Linked DNA regions of Homo sapiens: regions 1 and 3 are each linked to region 2. Evidence: chromatin loops called from intact Hi-C (ENCODE). Cell type or tissue: Calu3. All regions are shown on one strand. Region 1 has its middle 40 kb from the start of DHRS9. Region 2 overlaps LRP2 (LDL receptor related protein 2). Region 3 overlaps ABCB11 (ATP binding cassette subfamily B member 11).

The links. Hi-C counts contacts between places; a loop is a spot of excess contacts. Peaks named below come from ENCODE experiments on the same cell type or tissue, not always from the same donor. Only the 100,000 strongest peaks of a DNase experiment are listed, where the experiment ranks them.
Region 1: it touches region 2 in a loop (2.8-fold over the local background); 22 of 110 quality-filtered maps call a loop at or near these places.
Region 3: a loop joins it to region 2, with 3 times the contacts of the local background. A loop is called at or near these places in 2 of 110 quality-filtered maps.

The regions. Positions count from the first base shown.
Region 1 is chr2:169,108,722-169,111,221 of GRCh38, forward strand. No RefSeq gene overlaps it. Among named protein-coding and RNA genes, the nearest start is that of DHRS9, 40 kb to the left of the region's middle. RefSeq lists enhancers at 1,303-1,803, 1,804-2,304. In Calu3, CTCF peaks have their summits at 1,205 (motif pointing right) and 1,414; a DNase peak (open chromatin) is centred at 1,230.
Region 2 is chr2:169,275,229-169,277,728 of GRCh38, forward strand. It overlaps LRP2 (LDL receptor related protein 2), which reads right to left. Exons shown (of 79, transcript NM_004525.3): 14 at 1-10. Among named protein-coding and RNA genes, the nearest start is that of LRP2, 86 kb to the right of the region's middle. In Calu3, no CTCF peak of the experiment used is centred here; a DNase peak (open chromatin) is centred at 1,033.
Region 3 is chr2:168,947,491-168,949,990 of GRCh38, forward strand. All of the region lies in intron 19 of ABCB11 (ATP binding cassette subfamily B member 11), which reads right to left. Among named protein-coding and RNA genes, the nearest start is that of G6PC2, 47 kb to the left of the region's middle. In Calu3, CTCF peaks have their summits at 1,340 (motif pointing right) and 1,551; a DNase peak (open chromatin) is centred at 1,351.

The DNA of each region.
Region 1 (2,500 bases), 170 kb before region 2:
CCCACACACAAAGCGACTTTTCAAAATGACCTATTCACATGTTCTAATTCACTTCCCTTTCTTGTAAGCATTTAAGCCTGCAGCAAAAGCAGCTGTCTGTCAACTATTTTCTTTTTTTGGGTAAGCCCACATTTACCTGTGCTACCTATGTTACCAAGAATCCCTCTTTTCTCCTTCCATAGTAAAAATAGAAGACAGAAGAGTATTTTCTAATTAATCCCAACTCTTCTGCAATAGAAAAGTGGCCCCAAAGAAGTTGAAAGGAAAAGAAAATTGAAAGCTAAAAGGTTTTGAGATTTGTTAGGAAAACATTTTGACATTACACTGGAGTGGGTCACTGCGAAAACTGATCCACGACTTTTAGTGAAGCTAGAAGCAAGACATGGCTTGTCCTGGTCTGGAGGTTCTGTGCCAGCCATCCCAGGGAAGGTAGACCCCTATTAGTGAGTCACCTCACTCGGCCCGATTGGCAGCCCAGGCTCCAAGGCTACAGCCTAACAGTTTCTCGTAATTGTCAAAGAGCAAATGGCCACATCTAAGCTGGAAATGGTTGCATGAGCTATTTTAGGGTAAACCTTAAGATTTACTTTGAAAAATCCATTAAAACATCCAAAAACACACCAAAAAAAATCCTCTCTATATTTTTATAGACAGACATGGCATATTCATGAACACAGCCCATGGAAGCAGTTTCAGATTTCGGATGAGAGACAGCCAACAGGCAGAGGGGTCTAACGTTTGCTGAGAGTGGCAGGCACTTCACAGATGCTGTCTTTACTCTCACAGGATTCTCCTTATCACCCTGAAATAACACTTATTCCTGCCACCATTTTGAAATTATCGCCATCAATAAGGTTAAGTGCTTAGTGCAGGGTCACGCTACTGGTTAATGGCTAAGTTAGGAGTTGAACCCTAGTCTCTTTAACTCCCAAATCCAACCTCTTTCCACTGCGTGAACTTGGTCTCCTCTGAATATTCGGTGGGTAAAGAAGTCCTGGACACAGATCACTCTCCCTCCCAGTGGTTGTGGTCTGGATGCAGCTTCCAGGGGACTGGACAAGCTGCTTCCTGAGCGGGCTCCCCCTCCCCACTTCCATCCCTCCCCGCAACACCCTGGCCCAGGGAATGAGTGAAAATCAGTTGAGATTCCTCTCCTTATTCCCGCACCTGGGCTCAATTTTTTGCCAGGATTAGAGCACGCAAGCTCAGTGCTCTCAATTGGACACTAGGGGGCGCCCTATGCCCACAAAATACCTGGGATCCCAGTAAGCGTCCCGCAGCCCCTGTTTGGTCATATTGGAAAGGAACAAGTCCGTCCTCTAAGAAGTTTCACTTAAATGGACCAAAATCTACCATGGTTTGAAAGAAACCTGGTTAAATTACTGGGATTATCTAGTAGGCAAGCTGTTTTGGACAACCTAAAGCCAACATACTCCTAGTTCAGTAGTGCTATGACAATACTGAACATATAAAAGGACAGGTCCCCACTCCACTGTCTGATGGAAAACCGCCATCCTCGCAGCCCAGCCATTGCTAAGGTCTAGGATAACCCGGAGTAACCAGAACACAGTCGATCAATGATAAACGTAATAAAAAGCCAATTGATCAAAAATACTCCAAGGTATACAAGAAAAATAGCCCCCATATCCAAAGCGCTGCCCATCTCCCGCGCCTCAGTTCGCTGCATTTGTTCACCTTTGTGGAGAGGGAACAGGCATGGGTGAAGTTGGCCACTTGGAGAAGCTGTTGTTTGTTGCACCCAGGAAGCCCAGAGAGCAGCAGAAAGAAGGAGCCGTGTGCTGTCATTTGGTGAAGCCTAGGGCAGAGGCCCCAGGTGCCCGCCTCTGCGCTGAGGCCTTTCAAAGCTGTGCTCTTGGCAACAGCCTTTGAAATAACTGGGTGCTGGCAACACAGGCTTGGCATTAATATGCAAATAAGAATACTTCAGGCTCCCACTTCATGCTTTTGGATCGTTTTAAAAATCCAGCCACTTACCATGACTAACATAAAATAAAGGGGAAAAAAAAAGTGGTACGACCTTCGCTTGGTTTCTCCCACCGACCTCCTTGTGCTGGAGCCAAGCACTTTTCAAACCAGAGAGAGATAGGGCTGGGGTCTCAACTAGAAGCAGGGACCGCTTAGGGCTAAGGATATTTTCACCTCCCCTTTCTAACAAAAGCTTTGGGATGAATAATAGGCACCACTCAGCTCCATCAATCAACCTCAGTTGCTCTATTTTCATTGCTACCGAGATGTATAAAAAGCTAAAGTTTGCTACAAAGCCCCCATCGAGGCCTTCAGGAAATCCCGGGGAAGCTTACTGCGGGGATGGCTGTGAGCTTGCCAGGCGGCGATTGTGCACATCGTTTCCTTACAGCCTCCTTCCTGCCGCTCTGCCTTCCGTGCCTCTTCCTTTGTTTGGCTGCTCGCCTGAGATGGGCCTGCAAGGAGACGCCCCAGAGGCAAGCACGTCTCTATAATAAGATGTGACGCGAGTTTG
Region 2 (2,500 bases):
TACAGTCTTCCTGTTATAAAAGACACATATATATCATACAATTTGTTAGTTTTGCTTTATTATAATTAAAGCTGTAGTTAGTTCAATTAAATGCCTGAAAAGCTAAATAATTTCTTGTCACAAATACGGAATAGATAGAAAAGATACATTTTAGATGTATACATATTTCCATCTACATATGATAGAAGGATTTTCATGTTGTCTCTTGGAAAAGACCCTTGAGACTTACATTCCAGTCCCAGTCAATCCTTTAGCTTGTCCTAGACTTTTTTGGAATTTACTGTTTCCCCTTTTGTTCTTCATTCCTTTTAGGTTGCCCCACATCTAAAAGGCTAAGATGTGAAATAGCATTTTGAATACCATAAGTGAAAGAGTATACCAAGACTTTGGAAGTCTGGGAAAAGATGCCTTTGCCAACTATTTCCCACTGCACCATTGAGCATTTCCTAGCAATTAGGGAGCAGGACAGTGAGTGGTAGGGTTCAAGCCCCAGCAAACGCCCACATCTGTTCCTGATGTCACTGTAAGGAAAGCAAGAAGCAATGCCACTACCACTCTTATGCATCTGCTTGATGGAACTATCAACTGATCATACTTGTAATGGAGGCCCAAAGCCACTTAACTGGGAAGAAAACAGAAGTAAAATTAGGCACTAAGCGAAGAGAGGAAATCAACAACGCCCCCCGTGACTATGTCTCCATAAACAATGATTCAGTTAGACTCATGAACAGAGTGAGGCAGAGGACGGTTGATATGGGAAAACTCTTATTTTCTTTATTTTGGCGTAATACAAAGACCTCAAAGAAAAATCTTAGCATCCCCTGAAAACTAAAAAGGACAATAGAGCTCTAAGAAAAGACTTGAAGATATTAAAGCTGGGAAACACACTAAAGGGGAGTAAACAAAGAAACCTAAGGTGGCAGGTTAGTGCACACTTTGAAACATTCTATAATGACATGGTACATTAAGATTAGAGAATAGTTTCTCTCTCAGTTAGCAAATTCCAAAACCCTGAATGCCACCTGCTGGCAAAGCGAGAGGCAATGACTTTATGATTTCAGCTGTACTTGTGAGCTTTAATATTTCTTTGATGTTTCTTCACAGCCAGCAAACCACTCAAATCTTTTTGAAATTCCATTGATTTTTATCTTTTATGCTTTACTTTTTTTTACTTCAGCAAAAGTTAGACTATATAATATAATGCTAAAACATCCCAAAGAGAAAAAATTTAAGCAATTTCACAATTATTTTATGTGACTTATTGGGTTAGCTAATTTTTTCATAAAATTTATTCATATTCTCCTTATGGAAGCCAGTTTCAGTGATAGGAAGTCACCATATTAATACACAATACTTCATTTAACCAAGCAGAGATTGTCCCAAGGATATATAATCCAATGGCAAACTGTGATATTATCCTTACAAAATGGAAATACAAGAGGAAACAAAACTATAATATTGCTTTCATTGAGAAAACAATAAAATCAAGTCATTGGGAAAAATTAAGTTAACCAGCCTATTTGCTGAATCCACAAAGAATAATATTTTGGGTCAAAATTTGAAGAACATGTTTTACCCAATTTTTGAAAATACCAAAAGGAGAGGATCTAAAATAATTTTTTTTACATTAAGTTGTAGTTAGCTCTAATCAGAGTAAAAAGATGAAAAAAAATATGCCATATTCAGCCAGGTGTAGTGGCTCACATCTGTAATCCCAATACTTTGGGAGGCTGAGGCAGGCGAATAACTTGAGGTTAGGAGTTTGGGACCAGCCTGGGAAACACGGTGAAATTTTATCTCTACTAAAAATACAAAAATTGCCAGGCATGGTGGTGTATGCTTGTAATCCTAGCTACTGGGGAGGTTGAAGCAGGAGAATCACTTGAACTTGGGAGGTGGAGTTTGCAGTGAACCGAGATTGCATCACTGCACTTCAGCCTGGGTGACAGAGTGAGACTCCATCTCAAAAAAAAAAAAAAAAAAAGAAAGCCATATTCTACATTCAAATATTGCTGTTTAAGTATCTTTGTATACCAGGTAAAAATACAATACAAAGAATTTCTCCTTGAAATTTGAAATATATAAGAGCAGAGTAAAATCCAATTAATTCCCAGTAGGCAACATCAAATACCTAATAAAACATGTATTTATTGGGGGAAGGTTAGAAAATTAAAAGGGAAAGTGATCTTGAGAAACAAAGCACAAATGAACTCAGGAGTGAATGAAAATAATGTGCATCATGTGGGACTAGGGGAAGAGTTGGAGAGGAGAAATCAAAGAACAAATGCTGGAGGTTATATTTAATGAGCGTTTACCTCTTGTGTTATGGGACACAAGAAAAGTTAACAAAATAGAGCAGGTCACTTCATGCAAATGTCAGTACAAAGGTCATTAAAGCTATCATGTCCACCAACAAAGCAATATTTTAATTCTGGTCCTTTGATATTTCTCTGCAGCCATTTTATGCACTTTCCCTGCAACTTATAAAGCCATAAGCCAT
Region 3 (2,500 bases), 330 kb before region 2:
GGGCTCCTAATAAGGCCCAATCATTTGCTGGGTCCATTCCCACAGTGTGGTCTCAATACAACAAATGTGCATATTGTGCCCTTTAGGTATGTCAGAAGGAAAATAGAGCAACTATAAATAGACTCACAATTATACCCTGTGAGAAGAAAGCATCATGAGTTTACTAATGAACACATGATAATTATGCAAAGAGACAACCTACTCTACCAGAGAGGAAAAATAGTGGTTTGTTCGGCATCATTCTCTTAGCAAATATAACCCTGTGAGAACAAGAACGACGAGTAGACTTTGGATTTCATCACCTAGATGCTGCCTACTCTGGTCCTGCAGCCCTTAAGTCTCTAAGTCCATCTTAAGGTTTCTGGTTGTCACCAGAAGAAACACAGAGAATATTGTCACCACCAATGACCAAGCAGGTGCTCAAGAAGGACAGCAATTATAGTTGAATCTCTTTTTTTTTTTAACTTAGCCATTTCATGGACCACTAGAGCTGGAAGATATCTTAGAGATCATCTTTTAAATCCTGCATTTTGTAGGAAATGGAGACCGGGAGAAGAGGTATGACATGATCCCAGGGCACACAGGATGTGGTAAGTAACTAGAAGAGCCAGTTTCAGAAGAAAGATCTCCTGACAGGAAAGTCAGAACTCTCCACAGCAGCTCATATGCACAGTTTAGGTGGAGATGGGTGAGGATATTCTTTACTCTGCTTTTATAAGAGGTAAAGAAATAATCAGCAAAGAAGCTGACATTTTGGATTTCTTTTAAAAAGCAAACATCCAGGACACAGGCTTGGATTCTTTCTGATCCAACCCTATTCCCTACACCTTCTACACTAACATCATTGCCCAGTGAAATGCACTTCCCCAGCTTCTCCCTACTAGAATGTCAGCTTTGTGCAAGCAACACACAAACACACAATGATTTTCTTGTCCTCCACTCTATGCCCAACATTAGTTACAATGCCTGGAAAACTATAGGTGGTAAATATCTGTTGAATGATGAGTGGGTTTTTTTTTGTTGATGTTATCTTCCTCACAGACTGAAAACTCCACTAGGGAAAGCATCATAACCGATATGCATTCCCCAGTCCACAGCACCATGTCTGGGGAAGACAATCAATACAGATCTGTCGAGGGAATAAAAGATGATTCATTTTATATTTGGATATTGTACCTACTAGGAAATCAAGAAATATAAATTATTTCAAAGATTTTCAGCATAAAAGTTTATGGCACCATATAACTAGAAATTCAGTTAATCAAAGTTGAGTGTTTCCGATTCTCTACCTTTCTGAAATTAATGTGATTTCTTCACTTACCACAAGGGGGCAATGCGAAAACTACAGTGGTGGCTGGGGCCCTCCTTACACGATGGACTTGATTTTGTTTGTGGATTATCCAGGTTTTTCTGTACAACTCATGCTTGTGGGGTCATTTTTACGGTCAGGAGAGGTGATGTGAGAGAAAGAAATGGAGTAGGGAACTAAAATGTAAGCTTTTATCATTTAATAAGCTCTGACAATGTGATATGTTGGCAAATTCTATAGACTAGGATTCGGTAAACCTGGGCCCTAGTCCTGGCCCCATCACCTTGTACAAGTTGACAGTTCTAGGTTTCCTTCCTTGTGGACCTCAAAGGATTTATGTGTATATATGTGTGTGTGAATTTCAGCCAAGAAAACATGATCACATTTTTTTAAACTGCTTTTTTAAAATTAACTTTTTAAAATTTTTGTATATTTAGGGGGTACAAGCACAGATTTCTTACATGCATATTGAAGTCTGGGCTTTTAGTGCACCCATCACCTGAATAGTGAACATTGTACCCAATAGGCAATTTTTCAACCTTCATCTCCCTCCCATCCTCCCAACTTTTGGAGTCTTTAGTGTCTATTATTCCACCCTGTATGTCTATGTTTACCCATTGTTTAGCTCTCACTTTTAAGTGAGAACATGTGGCATCTGATTTTTTGTTTCTGAATTTTTTCACTTAGGGTAATGTCCTCCAGTTCTGTCCATGTTGCTGCAAAAGACATGATTTCATCCTTTTTATGGCTGAGTAGTATTCCATGGTATATCGTATTTTCTTTATCCAATCCTCTGTTGATAAAAATTTAGATTGATTCTGTGTCTTTGCTATTGTGAATAGTGTGACAATAAACATATGAGTGCAGGTATCTTTTTGACATAATGACTTCTTTCCCTTTGTATATGCCCATATGATGGCTAATACTGAGTGACAACTTGATTGAAGAATACAAAGTATTGATCCCCTGGGTGAGTCTGTGAGGGTGTCGACAAAGGAGATTAACATTTGAATCAGCAGTATGGGGAAGGCAGACCCACCCTTAATCTGGTGGGCACAATTTAATCAGCTCTCAGTGAATATAAAGCAAGAAGAAAAAAATGTAAACGAGCAAGACTGGCCTAGCCTCCCAGCCTACATCTTTCTCTCCTGCTGTATTCTTCCTGCCCTCAAACATCAAACTCAAAGTTCT